Regions from separate parts of the Homo sapiens genome. Here all the other regions are linked to region 4. A link is a contact called in ENCODE Hi-C or POLR2A ChIA-PET data. All regions are on one chromosome and are shown on one strand. The core of a region is the stretch at or near the end of the contact, and the rest is flanking DNA. Distances in the headings are between cores, read along the strand shown. Region 1 holds the start of TMSB15B-AS1 (TMSB15B antisense RNA 1). Region 2 holds the start of TCEAL8 (transcription elongation factor A like 8). Region 3 holds the start of BEX2 (brain expressed X-linked 2). Region 4 holds the start of TCEAL1 (transcription elongation factor A like 1).

Region 1 (3,244 bases), core at 96-2,595, 290 kb before region 4:
GGCCATTCACTTTGGACAGCCCTGCATGCTGTTTCCATGGAGTTGCTCCTTCTCTGGGGCCAGTGATGCCAAATCCAGCAAAGGAGAAGTCCCCTGAAGAGCTCACAGAAGGGCAACCTAGCAACCTGTCCTTGAGCCAGGAAATGAAAGAGCCATATCAGCAACAGAGAGCTGTGGTTTGGGGGTTAGGTTAAATGGGGTTTGATTTCTCACACTTCTTCATCAAGCATGGCTTGAAGAAGGAAGACATTATGACAGACCCATTTGAAAATCTGCAAAGCTGTGGACTCAGAAGAATGTACGGAGTCCAGATTCTTTGCATACAGTTCCAGGAAGGACCGCGGGTAGGAACCTGTGCTCTGGAGTTACATTTCATAACAGATATGCCATGGACAAATACACTGATGACAGGCCCATTTACTTATAACCTTCAGCATCACGTGGTGGTGTTTAGAACAGTGGTTCACGAATCTCTCTACACCTCAGAATCAACTATGGGGCTGTTTAAAACTACAAATCACACTCTTTACCTGTAGTCCTAGTACATCAAAATCCCCCAGGGGTAAGGCCCAGGAATCTGCATTTATAACAAGCTCTCCAAAATGATTCTGAGGCAGCCCACTTTTTACTCACTTTAGTTAATAGTATGAGTTCTGGATTCAGAGATTCGGTCCAAATTTTGGCTTCACCTTGTAATTTCAGACAAATCATTTTACCTCTCTGAGCCTTGCCTCCCTTGGCGTCACAAAGGGCTGTCGAAATTATGTTGCTTTTATAAAAAGGGCAGCTTTTTGTAGTATAAAAAAAAGTATTTTTAAAAAAACGAAGGAAAGAAGAGTGCCAAGAAGAGTTTCCTCTTCTGTACAATGGGCACCATAAAGGTTGCCTTCATCTTCCCTCAGCCCTCTCCCTACTACCTCCTCACCCCCTCCCTCAGCACTATCATCACATTGAGACTGCTGTTGAGATGGTTTGAGACTACCTGTGCAAAAGTGCTCTTCAGACAATGCTGCAGGGCAAACAATTAGCATCTAGAGAGCAACATACAGGTGCTAAGTTGGATGCTGTAACTTCTTTGCTGCGGGATACAGTGCAAGACGCTTAACCTCTCTGTCTTTGGCTCAGTTTCTTCATCTGTGAAATGGAGATAACAGTTCTTGCTCACTAATTCTATGCAGTCCCAAGTTGGTCCTCCCATCCTGGCTTTGGTTTTTCTCCGCTATCCCTTAATCTAACAGAATAGAGGAGTGTTGGCAAGGGGTAGCCTTTGAAGTCAGATATGTTGACTTGGGAGTGAGCTCTTAGCTCTGCACTTCCTAACTGTACCGCCTGGGTGTTTCAGTCCTTTCCTGTTAAGTGGGCACACTGCTACCTCCTTCACAGGGCTGCTGAGAAGAAAGGAGACAGGCGCATCCGCACACAGAAAGCACTCAGTAAATGCTGTTTCCCCCCTTCCCCCTATACAAAGGTAAGGAACTCTCATTGTTCACTTGGTTTCTGTCCCACCTCGTGTTTCAGGCATCCGGTCTCAAAGCCCGGAGCAGAGCCGAGGCGGAAGGGGATGGGGAGAAGGGAAGCGACGGGGTAGCAGCAAACTCACAGATGAAAGGGAAATGGGCCTGGTCCGTGCGTCCGAGCTCCACTTGACGCCGCGCCGGCTCCCGTGCCTGTCGGCCTCAGCCCCCGCCAGCCAGCTCCCGAGTCTTGCTAGCAGTAGCTTCAGGGCCAGAGGCTGCTTGGGTAGGCCGCCTCCTCGCCCCGCTGATTGGCCGCGTCGCGCGGCTTGTCACGCTCTTTTGTCTCAATGGGCAGAGACTGAAAGCAACCGCGGCTGCCCGGAGGTCCGAACTGGAGGGTGGCCGCAGCCGTGACTTCCTTGGGAACCGCGCTGCCTCGACTCGGCTACCTCTCTGCGAAGCACTCGCTAAGCCGGGCAGCCCCGGGGTCGCTTAGCGGCCCAGGAGGCGCCAGCGATCCTGTTCCCCTGCAGAGCTATGGGGACCGGAAGGCGAAACAGAGCTGTCGACGCGGGAGCATACGCTGCCCACCAGTGGAGCGCAGGTAAAGAAAGAGCGCGCGATTTCCCGGCGCGGAGAGGGGTGGGGGAAGCCCCACCAGGACTGGGCGGCGCCCGGCTTGGAGAATCAGTAACTGCGAGGCAGGGGATGGAGCACTCCCATGGCCTGGTTGCGCTGAGAAAGGAGTTGTGGCTCATCTGGATGCTGCCGACTGGGTAGGATTTATGATTTGCCTGGATTGAAGTGGGCGGGGGTGTTGTCGGGCGTCGGGGGCGGGTGTTCGGGGAGGTGGCAAGGGGCGGGAGAAGACGATCGCAAGCTGTCTTGAACCCCTTTTGCATCTCCTCATCTCTTCCTGGGAAGGAATATGGGGGTGGGAGGTCATCCAACTTCTAGTCCCTTTCTCTCCGGCAGGTCATCAAAGCCGAATCCGAATTTGAATTCTGTGCGGCTGATTGCAGAGCTGGTAGGCCGACGGTTTCCCGCAGGAAATGTACGGGGGGCGGGAGTGCAGGAGGCACTTTGGCTTGTGTTCAGAAGATGGGAGAGGGAATTTTCCGCCTGGCGACAGAGGAGGCGGTGGAGGGGAGGTATCAGGTTTTCAGAAGAGGCTGCTCCCAACCCTTCCTTTCCTTCCTTCGCGGCACAGTCTTGAGGCCCTGAGGACTGGGATCTGCGACCCCCAGTGGACAAAAGTCGACTCTACCCCAGAGGCTAATTTTCTCAAGGCAGGCACCTGTTGAGAGGCTGCAAGTAAAATACAGGGGAACGCTAGTTTCCGAGCTCATGTAAGAATCTGAGAAATAACGGGGGTAAACTTTGACAAAGGGGTGTGTGATTGAGACCTGAGGTCATGAGATTAATGGGTTCTTATTACCTCTTGCGGGGGGAGGTAGTAAAGGGGAGGGGCAGGTGGCCTGTGGCGTCCTGAAGATTTTTCATGCATTCTTTTTCCGAGAACTAAACATTGTCAACTCTAATATATCTATAGCGCAACTTGCTTCAAGGACAGTAATAATTTTCATTTAATAATTTTCCATTTAATCCCTTTACTACATGGTCATTTCTGTCTCTTATATTCCTAGGTTTCCCTTTATAAGGATTAGTCAGATCAACATTATATCTCTAACAATGTTCCTTAGCTTTTTCACTCTCATTATACCTAGAGAATTTAATGGAATAAACCAGATTTTATATATATATATATATATATATATATATATATA
Region 2 (3,323 bases), core at 660-3,159, 370 kb after region 4:
GATGTCCAGGGCATTATGCTGAGTGAAAGAAGCCAGTCCCAAAAGAAGCCAGTGCACAAAAATTGAAAAATGAAATCATTTACATAATATTCTGAATAAGACAAAAGTGTAGTAATGGGGAATATATTAGTGGTTGCCAGAGTTTAGGGAAGGCAGTCAAATAGGACTACAAGAGACAGCATGCAGGAGTTTCTGGGGGTGATTGAACTGTATTCTGATTGCAGTGGTGGTTAAACAAATCTATACATTGGTTAAACTTCATAGAAGTGTACACACACACAAAGTCCATTTTGCTGCTGATGATTTTTCTTTTAAAAGATCAGAGTTGTTCCTCACTAAATGGTTACATTTAAAAGAGTGGAAACATTTGGTGATAGGCAATGATTAAATCTTTATAATTTGCTAGTTATATTTATATTAAAAGCTCTCTCTCAAACAATAGAACATTTATCCCTCAAGTGTGGAAGAAATTTGTCATGCTTCAACTATAAATCATTAAGTCCAAAAAATATTTATTTTTTCCAAACCTTCTTTTCTCTTCTCTGGTGGGTGTTCTTGTTGGCTAAGGCATCCTGCTGTGACCACCCTAGACAAAAGACCCCCTCTGTCTTCTTCTGACTCTCCAGCTGGCTCCATTGGCCAGAATGCCACTCCAGGCACCACCATCCTTCCAAGTACCAGTGGATTCTGAGTTGCAGGGATATCAGTTTCCTGTTTAATATTATTTTTTACAGCAATGTTGTTCTCTTTGCTTTCTAATCATAACAATTATGCATGTCAATAGTTCTTTTAATGGGACACAGTGGATGATACCAGACTATCTCAAGAGTGCCATGAATGAAAATGCCATGCAAAGAAGCCTCAAGCCTGATGGTGAGATACAGAGAATTCTCTTTTCTGAGTGTTTCATGAGTGTATGAGTTATTTCCCAACAACGAAATGTTTTCCAAGAAACATACTACTTTGAGTTCCAAAAGAATTTTACTCAGTGGAAAGCAGGCTTTTCTGTGGACTTATCTGATTAACAAGATACTGAATCCTATAGAGGAAATGGGGAGGAAGTCTGTCTGAAGCCTCCAAGTGAAACCTTAGTGGATGCCACCAGTGGTCATCAATGAAAAAGATCAGACATCCAACACTTGATAACTTGAGTTCTGCCAGAAATAGAAAGAGTAGTAGATTACCTATACAAAATTGCTAACAAGAGAAAACTAGGCCTCCTTCCACACATTAATTTGGGAGTCAATTTTTTAAGTGCTGTTTGGTAAGATTTTAAAAAATTCTAACACATCAATATGTTGTGAATATTGTCATTTCATTTCCAGCCATTAGAAAACTTTTCCAAAGTCTTACACATTGATATAACTAATTTGTCCTTCATATTAAGTGTTACATATTGCTTATGAGGCATCCGTTTTCTGATACCATTTTTAAAAGTATGCTGATTGCTGAAAACATAGAACACAACAGAAAACTATTCAAGAGGATTAGTCAAATCCTCCACTTTCAACCTTAGATTCTTTTCCAGCCCCCTCTTCCCGATCTACCACCTTTGCCCATTTCAATGCTGGATAGGATTCCAGGGGAAATGGTGGACTGTAGGGGTCTTGGAGGAGGGGAGGTGGGAGTATTGGGAGCAGAAGAAAGAGATGATTCCTCAAAGAAGGAGAAATGGTCGATTACCCCTAAAAGGCTGATCCTCCTGGTAATCTGAGAAAGGCGAATAAATACTCCAGGGCGAAGATAACAGTTTATTGTCTCCGATTGGCAAATACGAAAAAAGATTGACAGTATCAAGTGGAGGGAACGCAGCGGGCGGGCTGCAGTGTTAATGGGAGGGGTAACTGGGGACTCGAGCTCAGTGATGACGCGACTCTCACGTGACCAGGAGTCGACGTGTGCAGAAGTCCTTATAGTCCAGGGCCTGTTTCCCTGTAGCAGCTCCTTATTGCTGGAGAAGGAGAAAAGTGCCCAAGATCCTTTCAGGTTAGTATAAACGTGGGCGCTGACTTGGAGACCCTGGGGTCGAGGAGGCCGAGAGCAGAAAGCAAGCGGGGCCGGCACTGCTTTCCCCACTTCTGTTCCGCCAAACTCCCATTTTGTGCAGGAAATTTGGGGCTGTTTGGTGGGGGATGGCGGGTGGAGAGAGAGAAGGGTAGCTAATTAAGGGTCCTGAGAGAGAGACATAGAAACTGTTTGGAAGAAACTTGCTTTTCCTACTCCCTGCTTGCAGAAAAACGGTGGGCACGGAGGAGGGCGGGGTTGCCATAAAAGGAGGGCGAGGATGAGGACATGGGAAACTTTACACCAACATGGCCTAGAATCATGAAAGGGACCCGTGATCCAGGTACTAGTCTGCTCACCAAACACTCCCATCTGTCTGCAGGATATTTGGTTTTTTGGGCGCGACACAAATCGAGGTGAGGGAAGAGAGAGGAAAATCCCCTGAATCCCTGCAGGTCAGTTTTTGTAAAGGTGCAATTGCTTCAGGTCTCTTCGGGTGGGGGTGGAAGTGTGAGTGACACCAAAGCACATCCTGGGGTCGCAGCAGCCCCTCCCCATCCGGATTAAGTGCCAGAGGCCGGTGCCGAGCCTGCAGCGGAAATGAGGCGGGGGAGGAGGAGGCTTAAGAGACGCTGAAGGGGGAGGGGAGGCCAGAGACTGGACCAGCCGTCTCAGGTGAGAGGCTGGAGGTTGAGAGGGCCTGGGAAAGTCTGAAGGGCGGGAGTGTTGGAGACCAGAGGCGGGAGAAGGGTTAATTGCTTCCGTACTGCTCCCATTTCAGTATTAGGAGAGGCTTGTAGCAGGGCCTGCTGGGAAGATGGTGGGCAGGAGCAGGAGGAGAAAGATGGAGCTGGAACGAAAGGGGGCGCGAAGGGAGGTGGAGTCAGGGGAGTTCTGAGCCTGAGGATCCAGCTTTCTCTAGTTGGAAAACTTTTGACAATTAGGGTACTGAGTCAAAAAAGGCCAGTCGCTATGGGACCCCATACTCTGACTGCTGGTCTGTTTGCCTGGAATCTAGTAGTTTTGTTTCCTTGTTTTCTAGGATTAATTTATTCAAAAAGGAAATAAAAAATACTCAATATGCAAAAGTCTTGTGAAGAAAATGAGGGAAAACCACAGAACATGCCAAAGGCCGAGGAAGATCGCCCTTTGGAGGATGTACCACAGGAGGCAGAAGGAAATCCTCAACCTTCCGAAGAAGGCGTAAGCCAGGAAGCAGAAGGAAACCCCAGAGGAGGGCCGAATCAGCCTGGCCAGGGATTTAAAGAGGACACACCCGTTAGGCATTTGGACCCTGAAGAAATGATAAGAGGAGTAGA
Region 3 (3,008 bases), core at 36-2,535, 320 kb after region 4:
ATGTTTTATTCTAGAAGTTTTCTAATTTGAGCTTTTACATTTAGGCCTAGGATCCATTTTGAATTAATTTGTGTATAGTATAAATAAAAGGCAAGGCTCCTTTTTTTCCTTTAAGAATTCTGTTATTTCAGCACCATTAGTTTAAAAGACTATACTTTCCATATAGAATTACTTTGATATCTTTGTCAAAAACTAATTAACAACATACGTATGGGTCTATTTCTGGAGTCTATTCTGTTCTATTGATCTACAGGTCTATGTTTACTACTACACTAACTTTATTATTACACCTTAAGTCTTGAAATAATATAATGTAACTCTCAAGATTTGTAGGATATTTTAAAAAAATTATTTGTCTATTCTAGGTCCTTTGCATTTTCAAATAAATTTATGAGTACGTTTGTAATATTTATCTTGTAGCTGCAACCTTCTTAAAATCAATTCTTACTCCTATAGTAGGTTTACCGTAGATGTCTCTGGATTTCCTAAATACATGATTACTTGATCTTTAAATAAAGACATACTTATCGTTTGAACCAGAAATTTGTGAAAAAGGCCTTTTTTTTCCTTTTAGTTATGAAAACCCAACAAGGTTCTGTAGCACTACAACTCACTAGCTCATTTCATAGAAGGGCCTCATGTGTCCAGGGGCCCCTCAAAAGGGGAGCCATCAGCTGCCCTGTCCTTTTCCAAGTTCTAAAAAAGCAGCTGCGTGTAGAGTCTATATTTATATAATGACTTAACAGGACAGGTGGTTGGGACATTTTGCCCAACTTTAATCCCGTCTTTCAAGTAAAAATAACTTTTTTTCCTTTTTAAAGAAGTATATTAATTTTTTGTGTTTTACAAAAGAAATAATACAGAAAAGGTATTAAGAATGAGAAAAGCCTACTCTCTTGTGCTCCTTTCCTGATACACCTCTTCCACTCATTTTAGTGGAGAGAAAACGGAGAATATTGGTAGGAGGACAGAAGGAGGTAGACAGGCAGAAGGAGGTGAATCCTGGGAGCCAAGGGCAGAGAGAGGCAAGTCCCCAGAGAAGTGGGAATGGCCAACAGCTCCCTGAGAAGATACCTTCCGTCCTTCCTGGGCAAGCAGGGGAAGTCTCAAGAATATACAGAGAAGGAAGAGTGGCAGAGCCCAGGCTGGGGATGTTAAAAGGGACTCCCGGTGAGGATGGGGGCGGGCCCGAAAGCACCACCTGACTCCGGGCTGCAGGAGGGGGCGTGGGACGGGGGCGGAGCCTCTGGCGATGACAACAGCCACACGTGATCGGCCAACACTGAGTCTTACCTCGTTGTGGCGTCAGAACCGCCGTCGCTCGCTCCCTTCTCGGCAGTGGTACCTGTTCCCGGTGTCCCTGAGGACGTGCGGGCCAGGTACGGCCCCGAAAGTAGGAAGCGGAGGGGGAGCAGGTAAGGGACCCGGAGGGGGTCCCTGGGGTTGGTGTGGGGGAGCAGCCCCGGCCTGCGGATGCCCCATCCCCGGGCAGCAGCGCGGAGACGCAGCCGGTCCACGATGCAGCCCCGGGGCCCCGCCGCGGGACCGCGAGCCTTGTGTGAGCGGAGGGGTGCCCGGCCCCGCGGGAGCCGGCGATCCTGAGGCTACGACCTTTCGGAAGCACCTGCCTCCGTCACCAGCGCAAGCTTTTCCAACACCCCTGCTCCGCCCTTCTTGATGCAGAAAATGGTGGTCAGCTTGGGGGGCTGGGCGGCTGAGGCGGGGGGCGAGAGCGGCTAGGAGGGCCCGGGCCCGGCGTGGGGAAGGGGCCGGGTGGCGGCGGGTCCTCTCTAGCGTTCCGCTGCAGCAGCCCCCACTCTTCCCACCCCGGCCGTCTGCAGGTTTGCGGGGCCAAGTGTTGCGGCGACGCACCTCACGTCGAGAATCGGGAGGAGGAGACTGCAAGGATAGGCCCAGGTCAGTGCGAGGGACGGTGGTGGGGAGGGGGTCAGAACATGAGGAAAGCCCAGTCTGAGACCCCAATCCGTGCCTTCACCCCCACACTTAGCAATCCCCCACCCCCACCCCTTCTTCGTCCTCCATTTTGGTGCCTGCAGAGGCCTGGAGATGGATCTGCAGAGAAGATGGTGGGCTTTGCGGGAGAGAAGGGCACAGACTGGCTCCCCTCGCCCCCCCGAGGGTACATGGGGCCTCTCTGGTGGAAAAAAAATGAAATTTAAAAAAGGCCTTTGAAATCCAGGGCTCTGAATTTTGAAAGGTGGGTAGTCGGGCCTCTGTCCTCGGTGCTGATCAGTTCACCAAGAATTGAGTCCATTTTCTCTCTGTCTCCTAGGAGTAATGGAGTCCAAAGAGGAACGAGCGTTAAACAATCTCATCGTGGAAAATGTCAACCAGGAAAATGATGAAAAAGATGAAAAGGAGCAAGTTGCTAATAAAGGGGAGCCCTTGGCCCTACCTTTGAATGTTAGTGAATACTGTGTGCCTAGAGGAAACCGTAGGCGGTTCCGCGTTAGGCAGCCCATCCTGCAGTATAGATGGGACATAATGCATAGGCTTGGAGAGCCACAGGCAAGGATGAGAGAGGAGAATATGGAAAGGATTGGGGAGGAGGTGAGACAGCTGATGGAAAAGCTGAGGGAAAAGCAGTTGAGTCATAGTTTGCGGGCAGTCAGCACTGATCCCCCTCACCATGACCATCACGATGAGTTTTGCCTTATGCCCTGAATCCTGATGGTTTCCCTGAAGTTAATAGGGAGACCCCTGCTTCCTAAACTTACACATTTGTGGTGTACCTTTGTCGTAAACGTTTTGATGTTACCTATTTCTTGTGGGTCTCCTATTACCAGCTTCTAAATGAATGTTGTTTTTGACCCAGTTTGTAAGTTTCTGTCAGCAGGAGAGTTTTACCTATTGCATGGAAAGATGCTCATTATATATTGTGAAGTTAATAAAACAGTTTTAAAAAGCATTCTCTGCATTCTTTTTTACTTTAAATCTTAAACATGCACCTAAACAGTCATATATATATATATATATATATATATATA
Region 4 (3,263 bases), core at 161-2,660:
AGGACGGCTCCGTTTTGCCTTCCAGTGCATTATCATCAGTTTGTTTCTTACTCTTTTCATCTCTTCTAGCTCATCTGCTGCCTGTATCATCTCCTCATTGCTTAAATTTCTGCCATGTATGTCCCCTCTAAATTGCGGGCGAGAACGAGCCAACCTTTCTTTAAAGCTTCCTTCTTCAAGCTTATGTTTTCCTACTCCACAAGGAGGCTGCTCCATGGGAGGGCGCCCCTCAAACAGGTCCTTCCTGGAAAGACCCTCCTGCGGAGGGCGCTCCTCCGAGAGGAGCATCTCAGGCAGGAGCTCAGGCAAGAGCTCCTCAGGAAAGAACTCCTCCTCCGAGGACTGCTCCTCCGAAGACTGCTCCTCGGGGGACTGCTTTTCGGGAGAGTGCTCCACCGGAGGCCTCTCCTCATCGGTCTTGGGCGCGCTCTGCGGCTCTTCTTCATTTTCTTTGCGTGGTTTGTCCATGTTGGGAATTTTCTTCTTCAAGCACAGTTATTCTTAGGAGACAAGAAAGGCAGAATAGAGTCAGAATACTAAGCGGCTGGACTAACACCCAGGCCGTGGGTTCCAATACCTGCCTTTTCCTGATTCGGGGGCCAGGTCCTCAACCTTGCGCTTTCCCAGAGGCTCTCCGGCTCTCCCGACTCCGCCGCTTCCCGGTCGCCCCCTCCTTCCCGAAAGCCCACCATTTTCCCAGCAGGCTTTGCTACAGGCCTCGCCCGCAGTGACAGGGGCGGGACAGTGCGGCCTGCAGACTCCATGCCTTTCGGCGTCCACCCTCGCGCCCCAGTCCCGGCCCACTGCGTACCCCTTCCCTGACCTGGACCTTTCCGGGCCGTGTGCTCCTAGTCGTCCTCTCCTCGAGGTGCCCCGCTGTGACCAGCAGACCTGCACACAGACGCAAGACAGGGTAGGGGGCGGGGAGTGGGGAGGAGGGACGGACTGACTGACACCCCCCACCCCCCACTTTCTGGGCACCAGCCACTGCCTGCACGCTCCCCTAGCTCTCGGGTTCTCTTTTCGTCTCAGCCCCTGCGTCAAGCTTCGTCCTCCGTGCTCCCACCTCCCCACCCCGCAAAGCTTGCCATTTCTTTTCAGATGAGAAGTGGAAGCGAAGCATTTTTAGAAACTATTTCCAAATGTCTGTACCCCCCTCCCGGGGGACGGGGGAGGTACTCGCCTCCCCACCCCGCCCCAAAGACCACCATATTTTGCACAGAAATGTGGGCGCGGGGGGCGGGGCTGGAGCTTAGGGAAAGGCCTGGACTCCGCCATCCCGATTCTGTCAACCCCATTCCCCGGGTTACTAGGCAGCGCCGACACTCACACCGATTTAAGAGGGTAGAGGGAACTTACTTCTTCTGCTTTCCCTCTCGACCAAAGGGTAATAGGGAGATGGTGGACAGGCAAAAAAAAGACCGGGACGAGAGGGACTTGGGCACATAGAGGCTCCTGGTCACGTGAGGGACGCGCGTCACTGCCGAACTCAGATCCCCAGTTACCACTTTGATCTGCGGCCCTGCCGCAGCCACCTGCTAGTGCCTGCTAGTGTTCTCTGACCCGAGACACACCAGGCATTGTCACTCACCTCTCTTTGTATTTGCCTTTTCCTGGTTGCCAGAGACGGTCCGCATCTAGTCTCGGGTAGTATTGCCTCTTCCTCTGTGCTACTTCCCCTAGTACCACCTCTTTCTCCCCTCCTCCCTTCCTTAGCCACCAAGGCCCCTTATTTCCCCTGCAGTTCAGATCCTGCACTGACGTTTGACTGTTCACCTTCATAAATCAGTATTATATCCTTATATCCCAACACTCTCAGTTTTAATCCACATCCGTATCTCCATCATGTCCATTTAGGCTCATTCAGCATGTTTCATCTCTTGTCACTTTCATGGGAGACAATCTTTCACTTTTTCTTGACATCACATTTTGTTTTTTTGAGCCCCCAGATCTAAATTGGTAATCATTCAGTTCGAGACCTGTAGAAAGAGTTGAGTTTGTAAAGTTTGTAGATCTAAAAAGAATGAATACTTTGATTTTCATAAATCAAATACGTATTTGTCCATCTAAGTACAAACAGTCCAGAACACTTATTATCTGAAATGGGATAGTCCTTGGTGGAGAGCTTGGCATTATTCTCTCTATGTGTGTATATATATACACACATATATATGCGTGTATATATATACACGCATATATATGCATGTATACACACTGAATAGATTATAAAATATATTTATATACATGTGTACATATATATAAATTATTCAGTAGTTATTCATAATAGAATAAATAGATTTTACTGGGACTCTCAATCCTTAACCAGCCACCTCTTGGTGCTTCTGGTTGAGGAAGTTTATATTAATTCACTAAATCAACAAATATTTGAGTTCTGGGACTGCTGGACCCCAAAAGATAGATGCAGCAGGGAGGGCATTCCATATTAAACTATGCAATAATTCTGTTGACCACATACTGAATAGCAGGACTACAATTATGCTAGCATTTTCAATTGTCATTGCAATATGTATTTTTTTTTATCTAACAGTATTTTATGATCTTTAACCTTATGCCTGCCTCTCATCTACTCACATCAGCCTGGATGCTACTTTCTTATGCAGATGCTCTTTCCCCTACAGAGCATACTACTTCCCTTCCCTCTGTGTTTTACACTTTCAGGGTAGATGACCATCTGATCTGTGAGGATCCTGGGATTTTGTTTTAAAGCCAGGCTGTTTAGTAAGTTTCTGAACAGAAATTCATGTGAAATTTCCCCTTTTAAGAACTGTTTGTTGCTTTTCTCTGATATCTGATTAACTTTGTGTTGAGATAGCATTTAGACAAATATTAGTTTACCTTCATATCTTTTTTATAACTGTTTTACTTTCCAATTTCTCTGTGAGATGTGTCTTTAAAACCAAGTTTCACTATGCCTTCTTATTTTTTCATCAAGGGTTGGTTTCTCATTTGTATAGTTTCTTTCCTAGAGAAGTCCCATTTCATTCATTTCTATCCTTATTCTTCTTAAATCCTGTGATGGAGAACTCACTGCCTTATAAGATATCTCACTGAAATCTCAGAAAGTTCTAATCATTCAGAGTTTTAAAATTAATTAATTAATTGATTTTTGCTTCTGTTGAGTTAAAATCTGCCTCCCAGTAGTTTACACACATTGGTCCTGGCTCTGCCCTGTGGAGTGGTACAGAACAGGTATAAAATAATAAAAGTACCTTTCATCCTTGACAGCTTAAAATTGCCACAGC

The links. A loop is a pair of places that touch in the nucleus more often than their neighbours do. ChIA-PET counts read pairs that join two places held with the same protein, here RNA polymerase II (POLR2A). Pooled maps may share reads with other maps.
Region 1: a loop to region 4 is called in a map of naive thymus-derived CD4-positive, alpha-beta T cell, with 4 times the contacts of the local background. The contact joins the promoter of TMSB15B-AS1 here to the promoter of TCEAL1 in region 4. A Hi-C loop is called at or near these places in 1 of 168 maps with a recorded cell type or tissue (naive thymus-derived CD4-positive, alpha-beta T cell), 3 of 37 single-sample maps with no recorded cell type and 8 of 50 pooled maps. POLR2A ChIA-PET finds 5 or more read pairs at or near these places in 1 of 52 experiments (OCI-LY7).
Region 2: a pooled map shows a loop between it and region 4 (8-fold over the local background). The contact joins the promoter of TCEAL8 here to the promoter of TCEAL1 in region 4. A Hi-C loop is called at or near these places in 12 of 50 pooled maps.
Region 3: a loop to region 4 is called in a pooled map, with 6 times the contacts of the local background. The contact joins the promoter of BEX2 here to the promoter of TCEAL1 in region 4. A Hi-C loop is called at or near these places in 5 of 50 pooled maps.

Annotation. Positions count from the first base shown.
Region 1 is chrX:103,917,649-103,920,892 of GRCh38, reverse strand. TMSB15B-AS1 (TMSB15B antisense RNA 1) reads left to right here and starts at 1,345. Exons shown (of 5, transcript NR_146557.1): 1 at 1,345-1,468; 2 at 1,813-2,061; 3 at 2,433-2,484; 4 at 2,668-2,806. It also overlaps a transcript of TMSB15B not described here. RefSeq lists an enhancer at 1,330-1,419.
Region 2 is chrX:103,253,741-103,257,063 of GRCh38, reverse strand. TCEAL8 (transcription elongation factor A like 8) reads left to right here and starts at 1,909. Exons shown (of 3, transcript NM_153333.3): 1 at 1,909-1,986; 2 at 2,387-2,459; 3 at 3,047-3,323. The coding sequence starts at 3,085. RefSeq lists an enhancer at 1,923-1,972.
Region 3 is chrX:103,309,267-103,312,274 of GRCh38, reverse strand. It overlaps BEX2 (brain expressed X-linked 2), which reads left to right and starts at 1,285. Exons shown (of 3, transcript NM_032621.4): 1 at 1,285-1,415; 2 at 1,842-1,917; 3 at 2,294-2,929. The coding sequence starts at 2,299. The coding sequence ends at 2,685. RefSeq lists a silencer at 1,460-1,549.
Region 4 is chrX:103,627,122-103,630,384 of GRCh38, reverse strand. TCEAL1 (transcription elongation factor A like 1) reads right to left here and starts at 1,410. Exons shown (of 3, transcript NM_004780.3): 1 at 1,360-1,410; 2 at 812-891; 3 at 1-500. The coding sequence starts at 468. RefSeq lists enhancers at 456-525, 596-645, 550-844, 1,716-1,785.